Regions from separate parts of the Homo sapiens genome. Here all the other regions are linked to region 2. A link is a loop called in an ENCODE intact Hi-C map of the cell type or tissue named here. Cell type or tissue: sigmoid colon. All regions are shown on one strand. Links, peaks and the distances in the headings refer to the core of each region. The heading gives the core; the rest is flanking DNA.

Evidence for each region. A loop is a pair of places that touch in the nucleus more often than their neighbours do. Peaks named below come from ENCODE experiments on the same cell type or tissue, not always from the same donor. Only the 100,000 strongest peaks of a DNase experiment are listed, where the experiment ranks them.
Region 1: a loop joins it to region 2, with 2.3 times the contacts of the local background. A loop is called at or near these places in 6 of 110 quality-filtered maps.
Region 3: a loop joins it to region 2, with 2.7 times the contacts of the local background. A loop is called at or near these places in 18 of 110 quality-filtered maps.

The regions. Positions count from the first base shown.
Region 1 is chr18:21,829,505-21,839,295 of GRCh38, reverse strand. MIB1 (MIB E3 ubiquitin protein ligase 1) reads right to left here. Exons shown (of 21, transcript NM_020774.4): 13 at 799-931. It overlaps MIR133A1HG (MIR133A1 host gene), which reads left to right and starts at 7,890. Exons shown (of 3, transcript NR_110369.1): 1 at 7,890-7,974; 2 at 8,502-8,676. In sigmoid colon, for the core only: no CTCF peak of the experiment used is centred there; no DNase peak of the experiment used is centred there; H3K4me3 peaks cover 2,206 bases.
Region 2 is chr18:21,735,894-21,746,380 of GRCh38, reverse strand. MIB1 (MIB E3 ubiquitin protein ligase 1) reads right to left here and starts at 5,589. Exons shown (of 21, transcript NM_020774.4): 1 at 4,569-5,589. The coding sequence starts at 4,797. RefSeq lists silencers at 4,593-4,642, 4,763-5,392, 5,583-5,802. In sigmoid colon, for the core only: no CTCF peak of the experiment used is centred there; DNase peaks (open chromatin) are centred at 4,730, 5,060, 5,670 and 6,557; H3K4me3 peaks cover 2,572 bases; H3K27ac peaks cover 1,588 bases.
Region 3 is chr18:21,680,668-21,691,154 of GRCh38, reverse strand. ABHD3 (abhydrolase domain containing 3, phospholipase) reads left to right here. Exons shown (of 9, transcript NM_138340.5): 4 at 7,190-7,235. MIR320C1 (microRNA 320c-1) reads right to left here and starts at 7,637; the gene lies at 7,566-7,637. In sigmoid colon, for the core only: no CTCF peak of the experiment used is centred there; no DNase peak of the experiment used is centred there; H3K4me3 peaks cover 402 bases; H3K27ac peaks cover 685 bases.

The DNA.
Region 1 (9,791 bases), core at 5,275-9,274, 91 kb before region 2:
TGGGGGGGAGGTGGCTTAACTTTTGATATATTTCTTTAAATTTCTGTAGTTTTTGGAATGTATACCTTATAATTTGGTATTTGATTACATATATTATTTGCTAAATTTTTCTGCTGTTTCATCTTCTTAACTAGACTATAAATTCCTTGAAGTCAGGAATCACAGATAATTCTTTGATAACTTCAGTGCATCTATATGGTTTATGCTTGCACATGAAAAATTTGCTGAAATTACTAAAATATCCTAAAACTACAAAATAGGCTCCTCCCAAAATCCAGGCTCATAAAAACGTAGTGTCATCCTATTCTGAGATGAATGAAATGACCAAGGTGAGTCTGTACTGCTATCGAGCCATAAATTCCAGGGGTCAGCAGTAGTTACGAAATAAATCCCCTGATCTTAGCTGCAAACTGCAGTCTGATGACAACTGGCCATACTGTTTAAGTATCAACACAGATGGTTCTTGGTGCTCTGGTTGATGATACTTCCGTAACAGTGGCAGCCATTCTGGGAAATCTCTGTTAGTTGATGCCCATTTCACAGGACCAATCCAGGAAGACTGTGCAGAGGAAATCCTGGGAATTGAGGGACTCACTCTCAAACACACATCACCATCCTGCATTTAAGAAGTATTAGGCAGAAGACAGAATATGCATTATATCTGAATTTTCATCATCATGAGGTTTTACTGGAACCTACTAATAGGCAATTTATAAAGCAATAAATAAATGAATGGCAATGGTCCCAAATTGTTTAAAAAAAAATAAAAAAGAGGGAATTATTTAACTCTTTTCTTACCTGATGTACCAACAGTTCAGCCACTTCTACGTGATTATTAAGGGCAGCCAGATGTAAGGCAGTATAACCATCATCTTTCTTCTCATCCACAATCCATGGTCTTGGTAATTTAGATAGTAAAACACGCATTGCACTGAAAGTTAAATTCACATTATTTCTATATTTGCATAATTTGATATACTCAAAAGAAAAGTTTGCAATCAAATGAAGATACTCCTCTTTAAAGAAAAAAATGCTCTTAGAGACAAATAGAAATTCTACTTTTCTAATCTCAAATGTGCAGCTTTAATTTAATTTTTTTTTTAAGAGATGAGGTCTTGCTATGTTGCCCAGGCTGGCCTTGACAGAGACTACAGGTACATGCCACCATGCCCAGCTAGCTTTTTGATATTTTGAGAGGTAGACACACTATTACTATCTGGGAAATAGAATCAAAACAGAATGGAAGTGCTACAAGGAGGAAACCTAAGAGGAAAAAACCAAAGAGAAAAGAAATATACCCTAATGAGGGCACCACTTTGGCTTTGGGGAACCTCTCAGGTTCAGTATCAACAGTATTTATTAATGAAAGAGTTAATGAAGAACAGCCAGATAATAATTTTTAGAAGTAGGAAAAACTGTGATAATTAATACACTATATATGCTGAACCATCTTAGCTGACGATTATTGTGTAGCTGGTTATCATGAATTGCAAAGTTAAAACTTGACATATGTCATTTAGAAGTGGTAAACCAAGTCTGGAGCAAAACACACAAAATGGCCATTATAATTTAATATTTAAAATTTAAAAATCAGTAATAAAGTATTTTCAAAGCAAAAAAGAGAAAGTTATACAAAAGAGAATTAAAGATTTAAACTCCAACCACCGAAGAGCAGAACTAAGTTCAAGAAGTCTGAGAATGGGTTGTGGAGGATTGAAGAACCTCTAAAATTACACTTAAATCATTTGGAAACTTTTATTAGACTTTTGTTTGTCTGTTTGTTTTCCTGAGACGGAGTCTCGCTCTGTCGACCAGGCTGGAGTGCAGTGGCACGATCTCAGCTCACTGCAAGCTCTGCCTCCTGGGTTCATGTCATTCTCCTGCCTCAGCCTCCCGAGTAGCTGGGACTATAGGCGCCTGCCACCATGCCCGGCTAATTTTTTGTATTTTCAGTAGAGATGGGGTTTCACCGTGTTAGCCAGGATGGTCTAGATCTCCTGACCTTGTGATCCACCCGCCTCGGCCTCCTAAAGTGCTGGGATTACAGGCGTGAGCCACTGCGCCCGGCCTTTTATTAGACTTTTTAAACAGGTTTATGAACCCAAAGTATACTGAGAATCACAGCTTACAGAGCCCCTTCCATGGCTGTAACTGAGTAACAATCACTGTTTGGGGATAACAGGCTTCTTTGGAAAGCTATAGGCTCTCCTCCAGAGAAATGCATGTCAAAATCTTTACCTATTAATACAATTTTGGGTGAGTCTACAAACTCCTAAATCCCATTCATGGGCTTCATAGAAGACTAAGGTTTTCTGCTTTTGTTTTCAGTCACTAGTAAGGATTTTAGTCCTCCTCATTCCATAAATTAAAATAAAATACTAGATATTGTATAGACTTTGAGATTCTCAATGGGAAAAAGTATTGGTACGACATTATACTACTGATGTTTGGATAGTCATGATGTTAATGCCATACATTATCTCTTACCCTACACATTTGAGCATGTGAGAAACAAAATTTACAGGGGTAAACAGTTCTGGAAAATTTAAAAGATACAAGTATTAAATCATGTGAAAAGTGGAAAAACGTTTTATTAAAAACAAAATGTAAAAATAATAATGTAAATACTTGTCATTAATTTAAACAAAAATTGTGATATAATCATGTTGAAAGGAATGGTAGTAACAGAGGGTATTAGTTTTAAATCTTCATTTTCCATAACATGAAATCACTAGATGCCTATAATTGATAAATTAAGAAATTACAGGATAAGTTCCAAGTTGTTGGTCGGGACAAAAAAGGGGTAAGGAGGGATGACGCAGAAGACATTTCTCTTTCATTATAAGTTTTGTAGTAACATTTGACTTAACTATGTACATATATTAGCTTGATTAAAAACTTTTTGTTTTTAGGAGAATGGCGTGAACGCAGGAGGTGGAGCTTGCAGTGAGTGGAGATCGAGCCACTGCACTCCAGCCCAGGCGACTGAGCGAGACTCCATCTCAAAAAAAAAAAAAAAAAACCTTTTGTTTTTTTCTGAGACAAAGTTTCTCTCTGTTGCCCAGGCTAGCGTGCAGTTAGTGGCACGATCAGAGTTCACTGCAGTTTCAACCTCCCAGGCTCAAATGATCCTCCTGCCTTAGCCTCCCGAGTAGCTGGGAGTATGGGTACATGCCACCAAGCCCAGCTAATTTTTTTGTATTTTTTGTAGAGGCGGGGTTTCACCATGTAACAGCCCAGGCTGGTCTTGAACTCCTGAGCTTAAGCCATCCACCTGCCTTAGCCTCCCAAAGTGCTGGGATTACAAGCATGACCCACCATGCCCAATCTAAAAACGTTTTTGAAACTCTTCAATATAATAGTATTATGACAACTCTAAGATTATAGATGTATACTCAAACATAGTACAAATACCTCTTTGCCCCCTCCTCTTTCCCAATACTCCTCGTGTGTGTTTGTGTGTGTGTGTGTGTGTGTGTGTGTGTGTGTGTGTGGATATATATATATATATTTTTTTTTTTTTCTTGAGATGGAGTCTTGCTGTGTTGCCCAGGCTGGAGTGCAGTAGCTCAATCTCGGCTCACTGCAACCTCCACCTCCCAGGTTCAAGCAATTCTCTGCCTCAGCCTCCCGAGTAGCTGGGATTACAGGTGCCCACCACCAGGCCCGGCTAATTTTTTATGTGTATTTTTAGTAGAGACAGGGTTTCACCATCTTGGCCAGGCCGGTCTTGAACTCCTGACCTCGTGATCCACCCACCTGGGCCTCCCAAAGTGCTGGGATTACAGGCGTGAGCCACCGCACCCGGGCTCCTCCTATATTCTTGATCTTGATTACCCTTCTTACCATTTAATCAGCCATTCTACTCAGAAACCAGGGAATCATTCTAGACTCTTTCCTCTCTTCTTATGTCCACATTCAATTTGTCCTGCCGTTTCTCCTTTTTAAAACTCAACTGTTCTTCCCAATGGCCCCCAGTCTCCTTTCCACTCTATTCTCTATACCACCCCACACAAATCTGACCATTTCACAATTTTCACATATTCTTTTTAAATAAATCTTTTAAAAATAAGACTAGTCTTGATAAAAAAAAAATTCTAAAATATACTTCCCTGCCTTTAATACACTTTTAAAAGAACATGAGACTAAACATAATATTTTCTTGAAATCAATTATAGCAAAATCAACTTGATTTACTAAGCTGTGGAGAAACACTGCAGATAGCCCCAAATCAAAACTAATGCAAGGGTCAACTAGCCAGGAGTGGTGAACTTTTTGGTTTTGTTTTTAAATATCTATTTTAAAGCAATGTTAGATTTATAGAACATTGCAAAGCTAGTACAGAGTTCCCATATACTCCTCCATCCTTGTTACTAACATTTTACATAGTATGGTACATTTGTTTCAATAAACCAATGTTGAAGCGCTGTTATTAACCAAAGTCCACACCTGAGATTTCCTTAGTTTTATTCAATGTTCTTTCTCTGTTCCAGAATACCCCTTTACATTTAGTTGTCTTTTCTCCTTAGCTCCCTTTGGTTGTGACAGTTTCCCAGACTTTCCTTGTTTTTGATGAGTCTGACAGTTTTGAAGAGTACTAATGGGATATTGTGTAGACTATTCCTCAGTTGGAATTTGTCTGATGCTTTTCTCATGATTACGCTGTGCTATTGGTTCTTAGTAAGAAGGCCACAGAGATAAAGTGTCATTTAATCACATCACACCAAGGGTACATACTATCAACATGCCATATGACTCTAGAAGTTAACCTTGATCATCTGGCTGAAGTAGTGTTCTTCATGTTTCTCCAATGTAAACATTTCCGTATCTCTAAACTATGCTCTTAGGAAGGAAGTGACTATGTACAGCCCACACTTAAGGAGCGGGAAGTTATAGTTCACCTCCTTGAGGGTGCTACATAAATTATTTGAACAGAGACCTACAGCCCTCTCATCTTAATCAAAAATTGCCAACCCCCTCAAAAAAAAATAATAATACAGGGCCTCAAGAAAAGAGGTCATCTTTGGGCCCAGCCTGCAAGGTAAGCTAAGGGAAAGTTAAGCAAAACAGTTTCTGGTCCCATCACTCTCACGTCAACAGCAGTAGTTCAGAGCAGCCTGTCTCCTTTCTTTCCATGAGGCAGGCAATCTTAGGAAGACACACTATAACCACAAGGACAGCAGCAGGCTGTTCCCTGCAGCACTTTAGTTAATTAAGAGGAGACTGTTAAGCTGCAAGCACTGAGGTCCGTAGAGTTACTGGGAAAAAGGTGTTACCAGCTCGAGAATTCAGTAATTTTGTTAAGCCAATAGACTGTCTCACCTGTGGAGCATAGTATATGAGATTTAGAGATATTTTCCCTAATGCTCAATTTGGTTGTTTTCCAAGAGGTTAAGGACATGGATGTTTTAAAGATAAGATCTTACTACCAGTTAAGCAGGCATTTGTGAATAGTGCCAAAGAAGCATTAAGTTCCAGAACAACTAATAGCAGTGCCTACCATAATCCCTGGCACATGATAGTATTCAAACGTTTGCTGAATGATGAACAAATGAGTTATAAAGAAGCAGAGGGGACAAGCAGCTGTCTACACTGGTATGCAGTATTCAAGTGGCACTGGGTCAATTTTTAGGGCCTGCCATGCTTTGCAATCTTTCTTCAGAGGCAGGCAACATTTTCCCAAACCCTACTAGCTAAACTGTGGAGGCCTTACATGTTAGTACTACTTAAGGCAAAACAACATTAGAATAGCACTGTAGCACATATTAGGTGTTCAATAAATGCTTGGTAAATTAATAAACAATCCCTCAAATCGGTAATGTAGATTAGTCAAGAATTCAAAAAGGAATTTATTAAGAAAACTGATCAACTGCCAGTAGTTCTTTTGGGCATGCTAAAAGCAGGTTACTATAAAACTGAACACATTTTGATCAAAAAGGTATACTTTGTATACCTAGTATAGGGAACTCAAAGTTTTGTTGAATGGAAGAAATGAATAAACAAATAATCAAATAATCATCTTTCTGAATATACTGAGGCAAAGATATTGGCAATATATATTTGATGCATGGTTTTGTTCCCAAGAGGAATAATTTCCTAACTCATTTCATTATCACAAATCTGAGGAGCAATGTGGCATAGTGGTGAAGAGCTCCCAGTCTGAAACCAAATTATCTGAGTTCAAATTCTGGCTCTAGCCACAATGGCTAGTGACTTCAGCAGATTACTTAACTTCTGTGCCTCAGTTTCCTCATCTGTAAAATGTGAGAAGAATCACAAATCCTACTTTATAGGGTTGTTATGAAAATTAAATGAGTTAATATTTATAAAGGGCTTAGAAAGAGAACCTGGCACATAACACATTATGTAAGTGTTTGCTTAAAAAATAAGTACTTTCACTGCTACAAAATCATTAACAAAATGGGGTACTTGAGAAAACTGAAAATTAACCTACTTTATACTCTGAGACATGTCATCTTCTCATAATATGAGTAAAATTATTTCAATATCTAGGAAAGCTGTTTAAAATTGCCCAATATCTAAAGAAGTATTCCTTATGCCACTGTTTTAAAACAGACATTCAAAATAATTAAACTGCTATGATATTAAATGCTAAAGACAACAAGAATGTGAAGGACAAACTTCCGTAGGTGAGTAAGCTCAGAAAACTCGTAATAGTTTTTCTTGTTTCTTAAGAGGACATATTTGGATTAAAAAACAAGGTATAGCTGGTTTCTCTTCTGCATTTTTATGTGAGATCTTAAACTATATCTCCACAGGTTTACTGGACTTCATGTTTTAATATTTTTTCTCTTTGATTAAAAAAATTTCAGTATCAAAATCTATTGTGAATATGCTATTAAAATTTAAAACAAAAGTATTTTTACCTCTGAGTCACATACTATGTAATAGAGTTATAGACAGGTTAATGACTATTTCAATCTGTGTAAAGTGTGCAATGATCATGCCTAAAAGTCACTTCAGAAAATTAGAGAAACATGACAATGTAGAAGGGACAGCAAAAACACTACACATTTGAATATAAAGTAGAATTCATAATAAAATGCATCTGAATACTTGTATAATTACTCAAAAGCATACTGGACCCTGTTTTTTACCAAAGCATTATAAAAAAAATTAACTGAAATTGACAGTGAATTGTTTTAAGTAGCACTTCTAAGATTTCATTTACATACTACTTTCTTCTCCCTTGATGATGTCTCTCCACCACCAATATACAGGTCTTACCTACCATTTCTATACATTTTCCATTCAATAAACTTTAAAAGCATGTATATGGCAACAACTAGCTCTAAAGATAACCCTACAAAATCCTTTCAGGCCTTTAGATATGTAACATATCACCATCCATAACATTTTTTATCAATCAAAAAATCAGGTTATAAAATGTATTTTGGCAGCAGAGGGACTTCACTTGTTCCATAACTGTCTAAAGATTGTCTTGCTACTAGCCATGGTAATTTTTTTCCTCTTTCCTTTTTTCTCTGCAGTGCTTCTAAGTATAGTGACAGTGCATCAGGCTTTCCTAGTCTCAGCGCAAGCTCAGTGAAAATCTGGGAAATGTAAGTGGAAACATGAGAGACCGCTTTATTTGGCAGTGCTTACCCCCCCTCAAAAAAAAAAAAGTGGGGGGCAGGACAAATGGCTAAGCAGTGTTTGGACCGCAGGATGAACAATCAATAGGCAGAAAGCAAGATTGAGGCTTCCTCAGCTTTTGGATCGACAATCGACAGCTGAGAGGCTATTTTTTGCTATGGTTGACTAAATATGGTCAGGGAAGAGAGAGGCACAAGAGAGCCTGTTTGCCTGGGAGTGCATGTTTCAAATGCTTAGCTGCCTATAAAGCTGTAACAGTTTAGCCAGTGGTCACTGAGGAAGAATATAAGTTAGCCTCGTAGTGACCATGTGGAAGTCCTGACCTCGCTTGCAGACTTGACCTCTGGATGTGACAAGGTAGCTTCACTACAGCTCTACTATTTAATCCTGGAAACTAAAAACCAAAAAAAAAAAAAAAAAAAATCTAAAAGCAAGAAAGATGCAGACTATTTCCTAAGAAGTCAGAAGAACCCAATGTATTCTGGAGGGCAAAGAAAAACAGGGTGAATGTTTACAGTTATTTGGGGGGAGTAAGGTGTGTTTTGGGTTCTGTTTTTGTTTTTTTTTTTTTTTGTCTTTTTTAGACTATAAAATTAACTTCTGCAACTTTTTCCCCTCTTCTGAAGCATTTCATCTGACAAGCTAGGTTCATTTTCTTGGCCTTTGTAGCAACCTTTTTTGATTGCTTAACTTTCCCTATATAACTGTGCAAGACTGTTATATGACATTCCAAATCAAATGGCCAACACTGATTCAATTTTAGAGTTGTTTTTGTTGGTGGTTTTTGTTTTTGTTTTTGTTTTTGGTAAAGGGAAGAGGGGAGGAGAGGGAAAAGTAAGCTTGTTTTTTGTTTGCTCGTTTGTTTTTCAAATTTATCTTAAAAGGTGAGGTTCTGTGTTCACTGATACATCCCCTTCCTTCACCGGGCTCATGAAAAGAAATGCTGAATCAGCAAATAGAGTGAACGAACAATCAAGATGAGATGGCTGCTGTTGATGTGATTCTCTAGGTTACTACCTTTCTTCCTGCTGCAAATGCTGCATGACACTAAGCTTACAGGTAACAGAGCACCATAAGGCCTGTACTTTTAAGGATGCTTATGACTTTCTGCATGCTTACCTATTATTGACTCAATATATGTTCTCATTGTTAAATTAAATTCTATCTAACCATAGCCTAATTTCACAATTCAAGTTAAGAGCTAATGTAGTGTAAAAAGGAATATTGTTCAGATACTATGGCAGTAACTTTTTATCTTAAAAATGTACAAATACATTATTGTCATTTACATTATTAAAGATTTAGTCATTATTGTTTCAGATTAAGTGATGATTTTGCATCTCTAGTAAGTCACATCCTGCTTCCAAAGTATACTTATTTTCTAAAACTATTAGCTTCTATTTCAAGGTTTAGTCAACCAAGAAACTTGGCAGATCATAAAATACTTTTTAATGCTTACTAATAATTGGCCACAAAAATAAATCAGAACGTGCATGGTGTAATTCTAATGCTGCATTGCTGAAACTGCTGTAGTGCTGGGCTATCTACTGCTACATTCTGATTTGCTCTCTATAAGCTGCACTAGCTTTTTATCACAAGCTGCAGAAATTCTACTATCCCTGCCCTTTTTTTTCCTCCTTTGACAAATCTGAAAATTTCTTGAGGTTTTAAATTAACCTTCTAATACCACAATAACTGAAGGCTACTTACCAACTATAATTTCTTTTCATTCTAAACTATCAAGGTAAATAAAACCCAGGTGCTCACAGACTAAAACCTTTCAGTTCTTTGAAGTGATACTTTCTAAAAGTTGACGATTCTGACAGTTATCCTTTATACTAAAAAGATTAAAGAATCAAAACAACTTAAACTCACCAAAATTAGATATTTCTACATCTATTTGAATTTGTATTCAACTCATATTTGTATTTAACCCAAAGAGAAGCATCAAAGTGCAAACTTCAGGTAAGGAACTAATAAAGAAAAAAGAATGACAAATTTTCAAATGATCACGAGTTCTTATCTGTGACCTTATAAAACACTAACAAAAATTCATAATCTTTAAAAAAGTTCAATTCACCCACACTCATCCTGGTTTTTCTCCTTGTTGTTTCAACTTCTAGAGTCAATATCAGAAATACTTATTGGTTAATTTGTTAGGTTTTGAGTAAGAT
Region 2 (10,487 bases), core at 3,799-7,798:
CCATAAATTCAAACATATCATGTGTGTCCTGAAAGAAAAAATAAAGCTGATATGCCAAAATATTAGAGACCCGCATACAACTCCCAGACAAAATCTTCAAAATGTAGTGAGAAAAATCGTATCAGAAAGATTCACAATGATCCAACCACTCCAGAATCCTTAACTCCCAGAAAAGTTGCAAGGAATCTTATGCTGAAGGTTACCCATTTCTTAATTCCCAATCATACTGCAATAAATTTTCTATTCATATAATATAGGTGGAACTAGGGAACAAATGATGAATAATCAAAGGCAACCTCAGTTCTCCCTCTGATAAATATAAGGCTTTTTTTTAAATTAAGTACAAAAATATGACACACACAAAAATATAGAAAGGGCTGGGTGTGGTGGCTCACACTTGTAATCCCAGCACTTTGGGAGGCTGAGGCTATGGATCACTTGAGGTCAGGTGTTCGAGACCAGCCTGGCCAACATGGTGAAACCCCGTCTCTACCAAAAATACAAAAGTTAGTCAGGTGTGGTGGTGCATGCCTGTAATTCCAGCTACTCAGGAGGATGAGACAGGAGAATTGCTTGAACCTGGGGGACGGAGGTTGCAGTGAGCCGAGGTCACACCACTGCATTCCAGCCTGGACCACAGAGGGAGACTGTCTCAAAAAAAATAAAATTTTGTGTGTGTGTGTGTGTGTGTGTGTGTGTGTGTGTTTAACACCTATGCACTCACCATGGGGTAGGTTTAATCACAGAACATTACCAAAATACTTAAATGCCCCTGGTGTACTTCCACCAATCGTGCTCTCCACTCCCTTCACCATAAGGATGTCCCACTCTCTTAAATTTAGTGTTTATCTTACCTTTACGTGGCATACTTTTACCACGCATGTACATATCCCTAAACCAATGAGTCTCAATTGGGAGCAATTTTGCCCCCACTAGGGGACATCTGGCAATGTCTGGAGATATTGTGGGTTGCCACAAGGAGGTGGGGTGCTACTGCTGCTAATGGGTAGAGGCCAGGGATGCCTGCCTACAATGCACAGGACATTCCTATAACAAAAAATTATCCTATCCAATTCAAAATGTCAATAGTGCCAAGGCTGCAAAACCCTACCCTAAAATAGTTTTGTTCCGCACTTTAACAGACCGTAGGTTTTCTTTTGCAACTTACTTTATTTGCTTAACATTCTCTTCTATACAGTACTGCACTATACAAATTCATACAACTTATCCAGTCTCCTGCTAAGGTACATTTAAGTTTTTTCCAATTTTCTGTTTTTACATGCAACACTGCTGTGAACATTCTTTTTTAAATTTTATTTATCTCAAAACCATAGTAACTGCTGTGAACATTCTTATACAAGCTTCTATGTGCTCAAATAGAGATTCTCTCCAGGGCAGTGACTTTTAAAGTGTTATTCTTCAACCTCTAGGGAAATCCTCAAGACCCTTTGAGGGACTTCATGAAGTCAAAAGTATTTTCACAATAATATGTAAGATACAAGTTATCTTTTTCATACTGGCATCACATTGCTGGTACAAAAGCAACAGTTGGTAAAATTCCTGGTGACCTAGCCGAGTTAACGCTATAATTAATGAGACATACGAACACCATGTACCTCCTGGTACGATGCACTAACAAGGGCAAAACATCATTTCTATGATATTCTTGCCGAAAATACATAATCTGAATTTAATCATGAAAAAGCAGCAGAAACACCCAATTTGAGAGATAACAAGATTGTTTTTCATTACTTTGACACTGACTAAAGACTGAGGAACTCACCCAGATTGGAAGAGACCACTAAATGCAACGTGTGATCTTGGATGAGAAAAAGAATACTAGTAGGACACTAATAATAACCACTGCATATAATTTGAATAAATAAAATTTGAATAAGGTGTATAGATTAGTTAATACAGTATTACCGTATTAGTGTTAATTTTCTGGTTTTGATCATTGTACTTGCTAAGATATTAACAGCTGAAGAAGGTGGGTAAAGGGCAAAAGGCAACTCTTACTAGTTTTGTAATTTTTCTGGAAGACTACAATTGTTTCAAAAACAAAAGTTAATTTTTAAAATGTTAATATTATGCAAATAAATATCAAGTACTTAATAAATATTGAGTAATCTTATAGAATGTAATAAAATGTCAGTGAACACTGATTATTAAATATTTTGAAGAAAAAGGAAAACACTGAAAGTAGTATTATAGTCCTGGGGCAAAACAAGAGCCAGGAGCTTACAATTTTGCTCAGTTCTAAAAAAAAAAAAAAAAAAAAAACCCTGAAGAATTTAAAAGGTTGAAATTAAAATATATTTCAACAAGTATTTCATATGAAGGTTGGCTATCCTGCTCTTAAAATGTTTGTTAAAAGACCAAATGAACAAGATAAACCACTACATATAACAAATTAATGTATAAAATTATCTTATTAAACTAAGATTCTAAAACAGTTACTTCTGAAAAACATCTACGTTTATATTAAGATAATAAAACTATTAATATGATAGATACACCCCATACTACAAACATATAGATAACATTAATGTCCCTTCAAAAATCACCGTAGTAAAGAATCTGTTACACTTTACCCTAGATACTTAAATTTCCTCATAAAGCTACAATTACTGATACCAAGAATTCCTCCAAATAAGGGTTGTGGTCAGACTTTAGCTTGAGCTAGCACGACAACAAAACTTCAAGGCTGCAGGTAACAAAACAAAACCCTGTCTCAAAAAAAAAAAGAGTAGGCAGAAATTAGGCATAGGCCTCAAACACTGTTGCTGGCAGTTTCAACTCACAAAACGTCTTCAAAAAGCAATTAGTCAACATCTACCAAAATGTTAAATATGTGCAATGTTTTGATGCAGCAATTCCACTTCTTCAGAAATACTCAACACATATACACAAGGATATATGTACAAGGATATATTCACTGCATCATTGTAAAGAAAACATGAAATAATAAAACGCCCATCGATAAAGTCCTGGTTAGATAAATCACCGTATCCAATCACTGGAATACTATGCAGCCATGAAACAATGGAACAATCACCAATATAATTTAGTGAAAGAAACGAAAGTGCAGAGGAGTGAATATAGTTTATTATCATTTGCACTTAAAAGGGGATTAGATTTATAGTATAGTCACACACATGCTTGCCATGCAATAGAGTATTCTGCAAGACTACACAAAAAACTGGTAACAATGGCTGCCCCTTTTTGTGCTGTTGAATCTTTTCATTTTCTTCTAGTCATGTACATACACCCTTTTTAATATTCAAAAAGCTATCTGAAGCCTGGCCTTGTGGCTGACTCCTGTAATCCCAGCATTTTGGGAGGCTGAGACAGGAGGGTTGCTTGAGGCCAGGAGTTCCAGACCAGCCGGAGAAATAAAACGAGACAACTGTCTCTAAAACAAAAATTTTTTTTAATAAATGTTTTTAAAAAGCCAGCTAAGGAACACAATTTTACGAATTATCTGTTCAAAAACTGAGTTGGCTTGTGTTAATTTCTTTATTGCTACTGATAATAACTGTGAGCCCATTCCAAGATTTGTAAGGCTTTGCCAAACTCAATGTCTTAGAAGTAGCTCATTTAGGAATTCTGAAAAGTACCCAATTTTAAATGTGAACTATTTTCTACAGAATCAAGGATAAATATCAAGGATAAATAATACCAAAGATGAATCTATATGAAAATGAATTTGTTATTTATTTTGTGAAAGCAAGCCTTTGGTTTAATCATTTAGAAACTCTAGCGTCAATAACAGACCCCTAAAATTCACTAATCAAGATTCACTAATCAAGGACCCTGACTCACTGCTGGGTGAATGAGTAAGATTCTGACATCACCTTACTGAGACGGACGTTAGTGTAACAAAAAATAACATCAGGTGTCCCCCACGCCGATCTGCCACTTGGAAAAAGTATTTAACACAAAGAAATGGTTCAAGAGCTCAGGATGTTTTTCTCTCTATTGATATAAAGATATAAAATAGAACAATTTGGATGAAAAATCATTCCAGAGTCCCAAGTAACATTTGGCTACTGAACTCCAAGTAATTCTGTGTCACAGGAGGTTAAAAAAAAAAAAAAAAAAGGCATCTCCACAAATCCGAGGTACCAAGGCCCCTTGGCAATTATAAACGGTCAGCTGAGCACCATATGGCAAAGCAAGCCTCCCTTCAGACAGTTATCACTTGGTGGCTGATTAATTTCAATGGCTTATTAGATAGGCCTCTCCAGACCCCTTCCCAAGAGGAGGAGTCGGGTTGGGGGACCTGTGTCTGTTCTCTTCCCGGTGCTTTGTGTCTTCCAGGCTTGAAAGCATCCCGGTGATGGTGCTGCCATCATTTCCCTTGGGGGTAGAGGGTCTTTTCTGAAAGTGTTTGTTCACCCGTTCGGAACCTAGAATTCCTTTGGCGCTTTGCCTTTCCGCTCGCTCCAGCCGGGCGCTGCCCACCAGGTGTCCCACTGCAGACCTCTCCCCGCGACACCGACGCCCACCGCAGCTCGCCCCTTCCCCCCGCGCGCGCAAGCCCTGGCCAGGTGGCCGCGGCTTACCGGTGGGCGCGCTGTCCAGGATGCGGAGGTCGTAAGCCCCGGAGCAGCGGTAGTTGGCAGCTGTGCCGTTGTCCCACACTACCACCACCTCCTCGGGGCTCTCGAAGCTCCGGACGGTGCCCACATGGCCCTCGCCGCCGTCCTGCTTCCCCCACTTCCAGTCCGGGCCGCGCACTACCCGAGCGCCAACCCCTTCCACCATCACCCGGTTATTCCGGGAGTTACTCATCGGGGCCCGGGCGGTGGGCTCCGCCGCTGCCGCCGCCGCCGCCGCCGCTGCCGCCGGGGGGCCCGTGAGGGAGTTGGGCCCGGGCCGGACTCTAGGCGTCGGCGGGGGCGGCAGCGAGCCCCGGGGGACGTGAGAATAACTCACGGGGGCGGCGGCGCGGTCCCCGCGGAGCCCAAAGCCGCTGCCCAGCTGTCGCCGCCGCGCCCCCCGCTCGGAGTGGAGGGCGGCCCGCGGCTGCTCGGAGGCGGCGGCGGAGAGCGGGCAGAGGGGAGGGGGCCGTGGGCGGGGACTCTCCCGCTTCCTCCGGGCTCCCCGGCCAGGCTACAGCGACGGCCGCAAGGAAACCACGCTCTCCCCCGGCCGGCAGCGCGAGGAGCGCAGGGGGCCGGGGGAGGCTAGCCCGAGGGGGGCGGCGGGGAGCAAGCTTAACTGCCGGCCTTTCTGCCACCCCGGCCCCTCGCTCGGGGGCGGGCACCCAAGCGCCGGCGCCGCCTCCTCCCCCGTGGGCAGCGGTGGTACCTCCCGGCGTCCGGCGAGCGCCCGGGCCCTCAGGCCCCCTTCTCTCTGCCCCCGCACCAGCCGCCGCGCTCCGCCCCGCCACAGAGTCCCAGCCGGGCGAGAGCGACTCCACATCCGGGTACCGCCGTACCCAAGGCCGGAGCGGCACCTTCTCAGAGTGTCTAGGAGGGGGATCCTCGGCAATAATAGAGTGGGAAGGCTTCCAGAGAGCCGCGCGATCGCGGGAAGAAAGGAGGAGAAAACTGATCCCTAAGCGTCTCTCCAGGGTCCAAGGAGAGTGCGCATGCGCGCGGTCTAGAAAAAGGGCGGACGGTTGCCCAACCCCAGCCCCGGGCGATGGAGGGGCGGGCCCAGGGGCGGATCCCTGGAGTTGCCGCCCGGTGGTGCCGCGCGCCCAATGAGCTATGAGGAAAGCGGTTAGGCCGTCCTGGAGGCGGGGCTGGAGAAAGTGAGGGTGGGGAAGCTACCCGGGCTGCTGGAGCTGTGCGGCTGTGATGTGGCCAGTTTTTCACTAACTGCTAGTTTTCCTAGGCGAACTAAATGTGAATTAGGGATTCCATATTCTTTTAGTCTTCTTTTTTAACGAAGGTAGAAATACATTCACAAATTCAGGGCGATCTGTATTTGTGTGTAAATTGAAAACATTTCAAACCAGACAGAGCAGGTTAGTAGTGTGTTTTTAAGCTGAACAGCATGGTATGGAATGTTGTGAGCAACGGTAAAGACTTTTAGAAGGTGTGTCTTGACTTTATGCAGAATTAGGGTGATAGGCAGACTCCAAACTTTGCTCATTAATAATTGCCTCCACTCACGAAAAAATTCAGTCCCTAATTACAAAATACAACCTTCAAAGGAAGATTCGAAGACTGTAAGAGAAGTTTCTGGTTGCCGTTATTCAAATGACATTATGCTGCATAGGGTTTAAAACCAGTGTTTCCACAGGCCAGCACTGTTGGCACCGTTAGCATGCATTGTTAGCATAAACTGTTGCTTTTCCTGATAGTCAAAGGAGGGAAATGCTAACAGAATGGATAATCAAGGGAAAAGACAAGAAAACGGACGTAAAATGTACCCAAGGAATTACTATGTACTGAAATAAAATTTTTTTTGTTTGGTTTTTTTTGTTGTTGTTTTTTTTTTTGCTTTGTTTTTGAGACAGGGTCTCACTGTCAGCCAGGCCGGAGTGCAGTGGCGCCATCTCCGTTCCCCGCAACCTCCGCCTCCTGGGTTCAAGGGGTCCGCCCACCTCAGCCTTCTGAGTAGCTGGGACCTCAGGAACGCACAACCACGCCCAGCTAATTTTTTGTATTTTTGGCAGAGATGAGCGGGGGGGCAGTGGGGAGCTTCTTGGGGGATATATCTCACTATTTTCCCTGGCCGGACTGGTCTCGAACTCCTGAGCTCAAGCAATCCTCCCACCTCAGCCTCCCAAAGTGTTTATCCCAGGGATAAAGCCAACTTGATAGTGGTGGATAAGCTTTTTGATGTGCTACTGGCTTCTGTTTGCTAGTATTTTATTGAAGATTTTCGCATCGATGTTCATCAGGGATATTGGCCTGAAATTTTCTTTTTTTGTTGTGTCTGTGCCAGGTTTTGGTATCAGGATGATGCTGGCCTCGTAAAATGAGTTTTACGAAGGAGGGAGGATTCCCTCTTTTTCTGTTGTTTGGAATAGTTTTAGGAAGTACAGTAACAGCTCCTCTTTGTACCTCTGGTAGAATTCGGCTGTGAATCTGTCTGGTCCTGGACTTCTTTTGGTTGGTAGGCTATTACTTATTGCCTCAATTTCAGAACTTGTTATTGGTCTGTTTAGGGATTCGACTTCTTCCTGGTTTAGTCTTGGGAGAGTGTATGTGTCCAGGAATTTATCCATTTCTTCTAGATTTTCTAGTTTATTTGCGTAGAAGTTTTTATAGTATTCTCTGATGGTAGTTTGTATTTCTGTGGGATTGTTGGTGATATCCCCTTTATAATTTTTTATTGCATCTATTTGATTCTTCTCTCTTCTTCTGCATTAGTCTGGCTAGTGGTCTATCTATGTAGTTGATCTTTTTCAAAAAAACAGCTCCTGGATTCATTAATTTTTTTGAAGGGTTTTTCGTGTCTCTACCTCCTTCAGTTCTGCTCTGATCTTAGTTATTTCTTGTCTTCTGCTAGCTTTTGAATTTGTTTGCTCTTGCTTCTCTAGTTTTGTTGGTTTTTTTTTTTTTTTTTTTTTTTTTTTTTTTTTTTTTTTTTTTTTTTTTTTTTTTTTTTTTGAGATGGAGTCTCACTTTGTGGCCCAGGCTGGAGTGCAGTGGTGTGATCTCAGCTCACTGCAAGCTCCATCTCCCGGGTTCACGCCATTCTCCTGACTCAGCCTCCCGAGTACCTGGGACCACAGGTGCCTGCCACCATGCCCAGCTAATTTGTTGTATTTTTAGTAGAGATGGAGTTTCACCATTCTAGCCAGGATGGTCTCCATCTTCTGACCTCGTGATCCGCCCGCCTCGGCCTCCCAAAGTGCTGGGATTACAGGCGTGAGCCACCGTGCCCAGCCTCTCTAGTTATTTTAATTGTGATGCTAGAATGTTGATTTTAGATCTTTCCTGCTTTCTCTGTGGGCATTTAGTGCTATAAATTTCCCTCTACACACTGCTTTAAATGAGTCCCAGAGATTCTGGTACATTGTGTCTTTGTTCTCACTGGTTTCAAAGAACATCTTTACTTCTGCCTTAATTTCCTTATTTACCCAGTAGTCATTCAGGAACAGGTTTTTCAGTTTCCATGTAGCTGTGAGGTTTTGAGTGAGTTTCTTAATCCTGAGTTCTAATTTGATTGCACTATGGTCTGAGAGACTGTTTGTTATGATTTCCATTCTTTTGCATTTGCTGAGGAGTGTTTTACTTCCAATTATGCAGAATAACCAGCTAGCCTCATAATGACAGGTTCAAATTCACACATAACAATATTAGAATTTTAGAATAAGTGCGATGTGGTGCTGAGAAGAATGTATATTCTATTGATTTGGGGTGGAGAGTTCTGTAAATGTCTATTAGGTCTGCTTGGTCCAGAGCTGAGTTCCAGTCCTGGATATCCTTGTTAATTTTGTCTTGTTGATCTGTCCAATAGTGACAGTGGGGTGTTAAAGTCTCCCACTATTATTGTGTGGGAGTCTAAGTCTCTTTGTAGGTCTCTAAGAACTTGCTTTATGAATCTGGGTGCTCCCGTATTGGGTGCATATATATTTAGGATAGTTAGCTCTTCTTGTTGCATTGATCCCTTTACCATTATGTAATGCCCTTCTTTATCTCTTTTGATCTTTGTTGGTTTAAAGTCTGTTTCATCAGAGACTAGGATTGCAACCCTTGCCTTTTTTTGCTTTCTATCTGCTTGGTAAATATTCCTCCATCCCTTTATTTTGAGCCTATGTGTGTCTTTGTACATGAGATGGGTCTCCTGAATACAGCACACCAATGGGTCTTGACTCTTTATCCAATTTGCCAGTGTGTGTCTTTTAATTGGGGCACTTAACCTGTTTACATTTAAGTTTAATATTGGTATGTGTGAATTTGATCCTGTCATTATGATGCTAGCTGGTTATTTTGCCCATTAGCTGATGCAGTTTCTTCATAGCGTCGATGGTCTTTAAAATTTGGCATGTTTTTCAGTGGCTGGTACTGGCTGTTCCTTTCCATGTTTAGTGCTTCCTTCAGCTCTTATAAGGCAGGCCTGGTGGTGACAAAATCTCTCAGCATTTGCTTGTCTGAAAATGATTTTATTTCTCCTTTGCTTATGAAGGTTAGTTTGGCTGGATATGAAATTGTGGGTTGAAAATTCTTTTCTTTAAGAATGTTGAATATTGGCCCCCACTCTCTTCTGGCTTGTAGGGTTTTTGCCGAGAGATCCGCTGTTAGTCTAATGGACTTCCCCTTCTAATGGGATTCCTTTGTGGGTAACCCGACCTTTCTCTCTGGCTGCCCTTAACATTTTTTCCTCATTTCAAGCTTGGTGAATCTGATGATTATGTGTCTTAGGGTTGCTCTTCTCGAGGAGTATCTTTGTGGTGTTCTCTGTATTTCCTGAATTTGAATGTTGGCCTGCCTTACTAGGTTGGGGAAGTTCTCCTGGATGATATCCTGAAGAGTGTTTTCCAACTTGGTTCCATTCTCCCCGTCACTTTCAGGTACACCAATCAAACATATATTTGGTCTTTTTACATAGTCCCATATTTCTTGGAGGCTTTGTTCTTTTCTTTTCACTCTTTTTTCTCTAATCTTGTCTTCTCACTTTATTTCATTGAGTTGATCTTCAGTCTCTGATATCCCATCTTCCACTTGATCGATTCAGCTATTGATACTTGTGTATGCTTCACCAAGTTCTTGTGCTGTGTTTTTCAGCTCCATCAGGTCATTTATGTTCTTCTCTAAATTGGTTTTTCTAGTTAGCAATTCATCTAACCTTTTTTCAAGTTTCCTAGCTTCCTTGCATTGGGTTAGAACATGCTCCTTTAGCTTGGAGGAGTTTGTTATTACTGACCTTCTGAAGCCTACTTCTGTCAATTCGTCAAACTCATTCTCCATCCAGTTTTGTTCCCTTGCTGGCGAGGAGTTGTGATCCTTTGAAGGAGACGAGGCATTCTGGTTTTTGGAATTTTCAGCCTTTTTGTGCTGGTTTCTCCCCATCTCTGTGAATTTATCTACCTTTCGTCTTTGATGTTGGTGACCTTCGGATGACGTCCTTTTTGTTGATGTTGATACTATTCCTTTCTGTTTGTTAGTTTTCCTTCTAACAGTCAGGAACCTCTGCTGCAGGTCTGCTGGCATTTGCTGGAGGTCCACTCCATACCCTGTTTGCCTGGGTATCACCAGCAGAGGCTGCAGAACAGCAAAGATTGCTGTCTGTTCCTTCCTCTGGAAGCTCCATCCCAGAGGGGCACCTGCCAGATGCCAGCCAGTGCTCTCCTGTATGAGGTGTCTGTCGGCCCCTACTGGGAGGTGTCTCCCTGTTAGGATACATGGGGGTCAAGGACCCACTTGAGGAAGCAGTCTGTCCCTTATCAGAGCTCGAACGCTGTGCTGGGAGATCCACTGCTCTCTTCACAGGTGTCAGACAGGGACGTTTAAGTAAGCTGAAGCTGTACCCACAACTGCCCCTTCCCCCAGATACTCTGTCCCAGGGAGGTGGGGGTT
Region 3 (10,487 bases), core at 4,099-8,098, 56 kb after region 2:
GATATTATCATAGCCACTTCGTTCTTTTTTTGCTGAGTGTTTGTGTGATATATCTTTATTTACACTTTAACTTTCAGAGTATCTATGTCATTGTATTTAAAGTGTATTGTAGATAGCATGTAGTTAGATCTTGCTCTTTTTTTTTTTTTTTTTTTTTTGAGACAGAGTCTCACTGTTGTCGACCTGGGCTGGAGTACAATGGCATGATCTCGGCTCACTGCAACCTCCTTCTCCCAGGTTCCAGCAGTTCTCCTGCCTCAGCCTCCCAAGTAGCTGAGATTACAGGCACCCACCACCACACCAGGCTAATTTTTGTACTTTTAGTAGAGACGGGGTTTCACCATGTTGGCCAGGCTGGTTTCAAACTCCTGACCTCAGGTGATCCACCTGCCTCGGCCTCCCAAAGTGCTGGGATTACAGGCATGAGCCACTGTGCCCAACCAGATCTTGCTTTTTTTTAAATCCTGTCTGACAATCTCCATCTTTTAATTGAGGTTCTTATTCATTTACATTTAATGTAATTGTTAATGTGGTGGATTTTTTTGTTTTGTTTTTGAGACAGTCTTGCTCTGTCGCCCAGGCTGGAGTGCAGTGGCATGATCTCGACTCACTGCAAGCTCCGCCTCCTGGGTTCAAGCGATTCTCCTGCCTCAACCTCCTGAGTACCTGGGATTACAGGCACCTGCCACCACGCCTGGCTAATTTTTGTATTTTTAGTAGAGATGGGGTTTCACCATGTTGGCCAGGCTGGTTTCAAACTCCTGACCTCAAGTGATTTGCCTGCCCCGGCCTCCCGAAGTGCTGTAATTACAGGGGTGAGTCACCGTGCCCACAATTACATGTATGTTGTTTTTTTTTTATATTGTTTCACAAATCACTGAGGTTCTACTTTTTTTGGACCTTTTTCCTCTTATCCTATGTTCGAGCTGCAATTTGCAAATCCAGTGAATTTTTTATTTCAGATTTTATATTTTTTTCTAGAATTTCCATTTTAATAAATTTTATTATGCTGAGATTTTCTTTTTTTTTTTTAAATTCTTTACAAGCTCCCCCACCCCACCACCCTTAATGTCCTTGAGTTATAGTAGCTACTGTAAAACTTCATCTGCTAGTTCTAACATCTGGACAATCTCGGGACCAGTTAGGTTATCTCTTGAGTGTGGGTCATGTTTTCCTGTTTCTTCATGGTCTAGCAATTTGGGGTTGTGTTCTGGACAGTTTGAGTGATCCATTGTAGAGACTCTGGATTCTGTTATACTTTTGCAAAGAGTGTTGCTTTTTGTTTGCTTTATTAGATAGTTAACTTGGCTGCACTCAAACTTCAAACTCTCTCTCCTCTGTTGTAAATTGCAGTTGAAATCTTTGTCCAGTTTTTTAGCCTTAATTGGGTTGCTTGTAGTGTGTTTCACATATGTATAGATGAGGGATCAACTAGAGATTTGGGCCCAGCTTTTAGTCAGAATTTACTGCTCTTTCTCTGTGTATCCATTCTAAGATTTTTTTCTGCTTGTTTTTCAACTTCTATTGTTGCCCCAAACTGTTTTAATAGTTCTTCAAGCCTGTGAGACTGAGCATTTCCCTTTTTTTTTTTTTTTTTTTTTTTTTGAGACCAGATTTCACCCTTGTTGCCCAGTCTGGAGTGCAATGGTGTGATCTTGGCTCACTGCAAACTCCGCCTCCCGGATTCAAGCAATTCTCCTGCTTCAGCCTCCCAAGTAGCTGGGATTACAGGTGCCTGCCACCACGCATGGCTAATTTTTGTATTTTTAGTAGAGACAGTGTTTCACTACGTTGGCCAGGCTGGTCTCGAACTCCTGACCTCAGGTGATCCACCCACCTTGGCTTCCCAAAGGGCTGAGATTACAGGCATGAGCACTGTGCCCAGCCAAGAGACTGCGCATTTCTATCCAACTTTTATTTATCATTGAGTAATACCCAACTACTGCCTTCCCTCAGGTAAAAAAAGGAGAAGCTGTAAAAATTGAAAACTCACCCAGTATGATTTTCATTTTCCTAGTGTCAACTCCCATTCAGTTTCTGCATGCTTTTTGTTGTCATTGTTGTTCTCTACTGCCTTTATATTTTTTCAAGAATGTATAGTTATTATTCCATGGAAAGTTTGGCCCTAAAGGATCTACCTGGACATTACTAGAGGCAGAACTTCCTTATCTTTTCTTTACCTGGAATTCAGAGCCTTATGTTTATTTTTGTCCTAACCTGTTTTTCCATTCTTATTTTCTATTGTTACTGTCCGTGTAACCACTTCTCAACTGATAATTGATTTTTCGTCCCTTAGAACATTTAATACATACTCACCTTATATCTTTGCTTGGATTACTCCCTTTACAATGTATCTCACACTTGCCTTTTGCTGGAATCTTTACTGTTTTTCAAGTCCTAACATAAGATCTGTCTACCTTTTATGAAGCCTTTCTTAATCAATTTTGCCCATCCTGACCTCATAGGGTTTTATTGTCTATACCACTCCTTGGACATTGAATCCTATACTGTCTTGTTTTTTGTTGTAGTCACTCAACTGAAAATATGGTGCAAATCTTTTCAATCTAACTAGATTGTACCCTCCTTGAGGCCAGGAACCTTATGTTGATACTTTATTTCTCTACTACAGGCTCTAACTCAATCTTTAGTTCAGTAAATATTATTGAATGAATAAATGAGTTATTCCAATATTAATATTCATGTAAAGTGCTTAGAACATGATCTGGCACATAGTAAACACTAGTAAACAGTATCTGTTGTTATTATTATTACCTGAAATCAATCATATGACTAGCTGATCTCTGAATGTTCCTCTCATTCTACCCTTTGCTGATTATCATTTCTATTGTTAGACTTGAAGATTTGGGGAATCTTAGAACTGAAATATTTCAGATTGCCTGATAAAATTACAGATTTGGAAACTAGGCCTAGACAGGTACTCACAACCCATGGAAGTTTCACTGCTTTTCTTAGGTGCCCAAGCTCAGAGTCTGCTACTTTTTTTGTTGTTTTTGTTTTTTGAGACAGGCTCTCCATCACCCAGGCCGGAGTGCATTGGTGTGATCACAGCACTGCAACCTTGACTTCCAGGGTTCAAGCCTGAGCAGATTCAAGGTTCTCTGGTCCATCTCACTGTGACAGTGGTTCTCATCCTAGGGGCCGTTTTTCCCCCAGGGAACATTTGGCAATGTCTGGAGACATTTTTGGTTGTTATGCCTGGGGCATGTGCTACTGGCATCTAGTTGGTAGAGGCCAGAGATGCTGCTGAGTATCCTATAATGCACAGGACAGCACTGCTACAAAGAATTATTTGGGCTGAAATGTCCATAGTACTAAAGATTGAGAAACTCTGTGCTATAGGTAGTCTCTTCCTTTTATTTAACCTTCATTAAAGGACACCCACCTGTTTCCCTGGTTAATGGGTTATCTTGTCACAGAAAGTTCTTCTTACCAGATCTGTTCTTTATTTGATATTTCTTCTCTTTATGTTTTCCTTGTTTTGAGGGAAAAAAATTATATAGTTCAAATATGTAGGAAAAATATGCTTTGCAGAACAATTTCCCTCATATACACGCCCTTTAGAATTGTTTGAGGTAACTGTAAAAATTAATTGGAGAGAACTGTTACAGAAGTTTAACAGAGGCGGCTGGGTGTGGTGGCTCACGCCTGTAATCCCAGCACTTTAGGAGGCCAAGGCAGGTGGATCACGAGGTCAGGAAATCGAGACCGTCCTGGCTAACACGGTGAAACCCTGTCGCTACTAAAAAAAATACAAAAAATTAGCCTGGCGTGGTGGTAGGCACCTGTAGTCCCAGCTACTCGGGAGGCTGAGGCAGGAGAATGGCTTGAACCCAGGAGGCGGAGCTTGCAGTGAGCCGAGATTGCGCCACTGCACTCCAGCAGGGGCAACAGAGCAAGACTCTGTCTCAAAAAAAAATAAAAACAGGCTGGGCACAGTGGCTCATACCTGTAATCCCAGAACTTCAGGAGGCCAAGACGAGAGGATTGTTTTGAGCTCACAAGCTCAAGACCAGCCTGGGCAACATAGGGAGACCCCGTCTCTACAAAAAGTTTAAAAATTAGCCAGGCATGGTGGCATGCCCCTGTAGTCCCAGCTACTCGGGAGGCTGAGAATCACATGAGCCCAGGAGGTTGAGGCTGCAGTGAGCCGTGATTGTGTCACTGCACTCCAGCCTGGGCAACAGTGAGACCTTATCTCTAAAGAAAAAAAGAAGAAGAGGTTAACAGATTTTTCAATGCCTTAGGAATAGTAGTTTCACAGCCAGCCCTTTTAGTTCAGTGTTCCCTGATGACTGTCAGAGTAGCAAAGGGGTTAAATGAAAAGAGCTGGTTGCTCATCCCCAGCTGGAGTGGGAGAAAGGGCAGGATGGCAGCCTTCTTTCTGCCGTCCTCTGTAACTGCTTTGCTTCCTCATTCTTCCTTATCTCTCTGCCCCACGTCCAAGGCTTTAAGTATACAATGATGACTGCTACTGATTGAACACTGTTAGGATCAAAGCCTTATGGAGTGGTGAGTACAATTCGTCCTCTAGCAAGAGCTACCAGAACTATGATCCACTTTCCAAAGTTGCCTGAAGGAAAGTGCAAATATCCCACTCTGCAGTTTAGAAGAAAATCCCAGATGTACAGGCTGCTTTTTCATGAGTTTGCAGATCATCTTTTTCTTTCCCGTCACTAGTGTTCTTGCCTTCTCTCACTGGCAGTCACATGATGACATCTTGCTCCAGAAGCCATTTTAATCCTTATTTAATGTTTGTACTCTAAAGTGGTTCTTTTCTGAATGACTGGGAGCTTCAAGTTTCAAGATCATAATTAACTTTAGCACCGGTTCCTGTGTGACTTAAGTGCTTATGCAAGTAAATACAAATGGCCAACTGAAATCTTATTTATATCAAGATATCTTGCCATTGTTTTTAGCAAGAAAAGATAAAGGAGTCACTGAGACTACTCTGACTTTTCTGTATGTATTTACAGTTTATTTAAGATTTCTCTGGCCAGGCACAGTGGCTCATGCCTGTAATCCCAGCATTTGGGAGGCCAAGGCAGGAGGATCACTTGAGCCCAGGAGTTAGAGACCAACCTGGGCAACATGGTGAGATCCTGTTTTTACAAATAACTTATAAAAATTAGCCAGGCTGGCCGGGCACGGTGGCTCACGCCTGTAATCCCAACACTTTGAGAGGCCGAGGCAGACAGACCACTTGAGATTAGGAGTTTTAGAACGATCTGACTAACATGGGGAAACCCCATCTCTACTAAAAGTACAAAAATTAGCCGGGCGTGGTGGCACGTGCCTGTTATCCCAGCTACTCAGGAGGCTGAGGCAGGAGAATCACTTGAATCTGGGAGATGGAGGTTGCATTGAGCCGAGATCATGTCACTGCACTCCAGTGTGGGTGATAGAGCGAGACTCTGTCTCAAAAAAAAAAGAATAAAAATTAGCTGAGCCGTGTTGGTGTGCACCTGTGGTCCCAGCTACTCAGCAGGCTGAGGCAGGAGAATTGCCTGAGCATGAGAGGCTGAGGCTGCAGTGAACTGTGACCGCGCCACCGCACTCCAGCCTGAGTTGCAGAGTGAGACCATGGTCTCAAAAAACAAAAAGATTTATCTTAGGTGAGTTAATAAAATGTAATATTTCTAGCTTTTTCTCAAATAGGATTTCTGAGGTTTCTAAACATTTCTCTTCTTTCAACTGGGCCTAATAAAATTTTCTATATGGCTTTTCAGTTGCAAGAAAATTCCTTTGCAAGAACATAGCCTGCATACCACATTAAATGAAGCTGGTGTGCCTTGAGATCTAAACTCCCTGAGAAGAGACTCAGAGTTGTGTATGTTCTATACAGCAGTAGGTTCTTTGTTGCTTAGAACCTGTACAGTGCTCAGCAGCACCCTGCAAGAAGAGATTTGGAATCTTAAATGGCCTTGGTTGGTTGAATAGGTAATCAGACAAAAACTAAATGAATTTTAATTGTTATGAATATAGACTCACTAAATCAGTGAGAACCTGTGTAGACACAAATCAAGATTTTGTCTAAGGATGGTAAAAATACATATCTGGGCCTGTGGCTGCCTGAAAGTTAAATGAGAGTTACATATTTTAAATACTGAATAACTTTTGAAACCAGCACGACACTACAACTACCATTATTACTAATAGCTAACTTTCACCGAGTACTTACTTGAGCCAACATTGATCTAAACCCTTTACATTGATCTGAGCCCATTTACCCAGCAGATGCAAACAGGATCAGAGAAAGCACAAGGTCATCTTTCCTCCCTAGGTCAACTGAACACTAAGCAGTAGCATAATGGGGCCCATCCCACCAGCTCAGGTGCCAGGCTCTTTGTGGCTCACCTGTGATGTTTACACCTCATGTAAAATTCTGGTGTCCATGTTTGCTGAGCCTTAAGAGAACAAGAGCTGTTTCTTAGAATATAAATAGATACGTATGAATGTTACAAATGCAATGGGTAGAGGATATATATTTTTTCTTTGTTTAAAGCAAAAACAAGGCCAGACGCAGTGGCTCACGCCTGTAATCCCAGCACTTTGGGAGGCCGAGGTGGGCGTATCACCTGAGGTCAGGAGTTCAAGACCAGCCTGGTCAACATGGTGAAACTCTGTGTCTACTAAAAATACAAAAAAAAATTAGCCGCGCATGGTGGTGGGTGCTTGTAATCCCAGCTACTAAGGAGGCTGAGGCAGGAGAATCGCTTGAACCCTGGGAGGCGGAGGTTGCAGTGAGCCGAGATCGCACCATTGCACTCCAGCCTGGGTGACAAGAGCGAGACTCCATCTCAAAAAAAAAAAAAAAAAAAAAAAGCAAAAACATTTAAATTTGACTTGTATTTAGAATTGTTTTAAAAACACTTGTTGGAGGCCCACGTATGTGCGTAGGAAGAAGTTGGAAATAGTCTACTCTTGGTAGGAAAAATTAACATCACTTCAGTATACAGTTTTCTAATTTGAACCCACATGTGGAATTTAGAGAACTGGAATTTTATTTTAGTGCATTGCATTTAGATGAAATTGCCAAACATTACAACTACAAGACAGATTTTTAAAATCTTTTAGTGCTCTAAATCAGTGTCAGTAAGATGACTTTAATATTATATCATGAGCAAGAATCATGTGTAAAAATAACAAAAATTGCTTTCCTGGTTTTTAGATGTGTGGTTTTTAACAACAGAGGAGTGGCGGGGGAGAATCTCTTGGTAAGTAAATTTAAATGACAACAGTCTTAACTTTTTAAAGAATCATTTCTAGTTTTATAACAAAAAGCATATTCTTTTTATTTAAAATAACTCTGTTTATGTAAGCAATACAAATTTATTATACAAAAATACAGATATGGAAAAAAAGGAAATTTACAAGACCGATAATTGTATAACCAAGGAAATTCCCTTAGTCTGTGTTCATTCAGATTTCATATATAAATAAAATATATATAATATATTTCTATTTTTATAAAAATTAAGATTCTATTTTGTAACTAAACTTTTGTACTTACTACATTTTAACATCGATAGTTATTCACCTACATCATTTTTTTTCTACCCTCTCAACCCAGCTTTTCCTGACTCTGGGAAGAACTGGGAAGAGAAGGCCTCATTTTTAATGCAAAACACATTTTCCTTAAAAATTAACCAGTGCAAAACAAATTAACTAATACAGTGATTTTTTTTCCACTTATGAAATTTACATTTGTCATGAAACAATTTTGTATGTCACATGCCTGTTTGCCAGCTGAAGTTTACATGGTGGGAATGTTATTGAAACCTTTTAAAATTTATATCAGGTCTTTTTTTCCCCCTCTAATTCTGAGTTTTTGCTAGGATAGATCTTTCACCTCTTAGAAAATCACTCTATCTGATCTTTAAATCCGTGAGTTGGAATGAGAAATATTCCACTTGCTAAAATTTTCTTCAGCTTTTTAACTTTTTACAATCTCAACAGGTCAAAGGCAATTCTACTAGAATTGAAAGAAACTTTTTTTGGGTCATTGATAGAGAATGACATTAAGACTATAAATAAGTCATGCTGGAAATAAAAATTTACAATCAGGTCACAAATGTCAACACTTTATAAGAACTTGGGAAGTAAAAACCTCTTGTACTTGGCTTTACAGTGACTTAGGCACTGGAGGAAATGAAGATCAACACGATTTCGAAAGCAAAAGTTGCAGAGTGTTATGGTCTTACTCAAGTGCCTTGTAATAAATAGCTTGACGTGAAGGTTCACGTTTTCTCATTCAATCCAGCCCTTTAGGAATCTCGTAGACAGATAGTACTCTAAAGGGAAAGATTTGAATGTGTCACTGTGGCCCTGGCCCAGGCAAATCATTTTGAGCAGCTCCTGTCTGCTGTGCATTCTTCCAGGACACAAAGCCGGGGGGGAAGACATGGTCTGAGGCTCTCAAGGAAATAATGTGCTGCAAAGCCAAGCTCGTTAGTTCTTTATGAAGTGAGGGACAAAGATCTGTTCATTCAGCAGAGCCGTGGTATGTGCCTGTTAAATCGGGCACTGTGCAAGCCAATAGGGTGAAGATATACATATTAATGAGACACAGCCCTAATCTTTAGGAGCTCAAACTTTAGTTGTGGGAGAGACAGTCAAGTCCATTAAAATATACACAGTGCTAAGTGTTTAACAGTAGCCTTTGTTAAGGCTACAGAGCACAAAGGGAAAGAGTAACAAAGCGCCTGGGGGAGGTGGGAGAGCTTAGAGAGGAGGTAGCGTTCTGAGTTGGATCTTGAAGGCTGTGGTATTGAACCTCCAAAGCGGGGAGAGAGGCTCTCTCAGCGCAAAGACCAAGGTATTATAAAGTGCGTACAGTAGCAGCTACTTACTATGGCTGGATGATGATGATAATTTTATCTAATATTTATGTAATCCGTAGAATGTATCAGTTATGTCTTTTCCTATTTAATCTTCAGAAATAGAAACAGCCCAACAATTTAGGTAAGTATAGCCCCCATTATCCCTCATTTCCTTTTGGAGACAGGGTCTTGCCCTGTTGCCCAGGCTGGAGTGCAGTGGCACAATCATGGCTCACTGTAGCCTCGACCGCCTGGGCTCAAGTGATCCTTCCACCTCAGCTTCCCAAGTAGGTGGAACCAGAGGTGTGTGCCACCATGCCTGGCTGATTTTTTATTTATTTATTTGTTTGTTTTGTAGAGATGGGGTCTCACTCTGTTGCCCAGGCTGCTCTTAAACTCCTGGGCTCAAGCGATGCTCCCAAAGTGCTGAGATTCCAGGTGTGAGCCACTGCACCTGGCCCCTGTCCTGCATTTTACAGATGAAGAAAACAAGACACTGGTAGGTTAGGAACTTACCCCTCCCAACAAATGACAGAGCCAGGATTCAGACCCAGGTGATCTATGTGCTTATGTTTTTGACCATTATGTTTTATGCTTTCTTACTTTTCTGGAAGTGACAGGAATTTGCTAGAAGGGTAGGGCCAGAATCACATGTAGACTCCTAAGAACCTGGTATTGAATCATTGATATTTTGAAGCAAGGGCATAATTTGATCATGGTCATGTTTTAGAAAGAGAACCATGGCAGTGGTGTGTAGGAAAGAAAGAGATGGAGGGGAAGGAGGCTGGAGGCTGGAGGCTGGGAGGCCAGTTAGAAAGCAGTTACTACAGACCTACATGGAGTTTGGAGTTTGAAAGCAGACGGAGGGGGAATAAAGACGAGAGAACAAAAATGAGTAGTATTCAAGGGGAAGAAAATAGTATTAGTCGTATTGTGGGAAGTAAAGACAAGGGAGTCTAGGGTAATGTTTCTAGCTTGGCTGGCTGATGGAAGATGCTGCTATTTGCTGAAATAGGAAATTTAGAAGAATTTGTGAGATTATGATGTAACAAAGATAACAGATTCCATTTTAGATGTTTAGGGTGCTTTTAGATAATCCCGGTGGAAATTTTCAGTAAGTTTTTGGATGTACTGGACTGGCCTTCAGGAGAAATAGGCAAGCAAGAGAGAGACAGACTGAGATTATCAGTGTGCAGGTAGAAGTTGAAGCTCAGGAGTAGCTGAGATTAGTTAGGGCACGTGTAGAGTGAAAGGGGAGATTGGTGGTTAGAAGCTTAAGAAACAACAGGCTGGGAGTGGTGGTTCACACCTGCAATCCCAACACTTTGGGAGGCCCAGGTGGGAGGATCACTTGAGCCCAGAAGTTGAAGACCAGCCTGGGCAACATATGGAAACCCTGTCTCAAATATATATGTGTGTGTGTATATATATATACACACACACACACACACACACACACACATTTGAAAAAGAAAAAAAGAAACAACAAATAGGAAGGAGGAGAGAAAAAGAGGAGAAGGATACTTTAAAAACATACTCTCCTTAGTATTTAAAGTTAAATTAGAAATTTGCTTTGAAATAGTACAGCAACCCAGTAATTTTCAGCCCATAAGCTTTAATTGTATTTTTGAAAAACCTCCAGGAAGA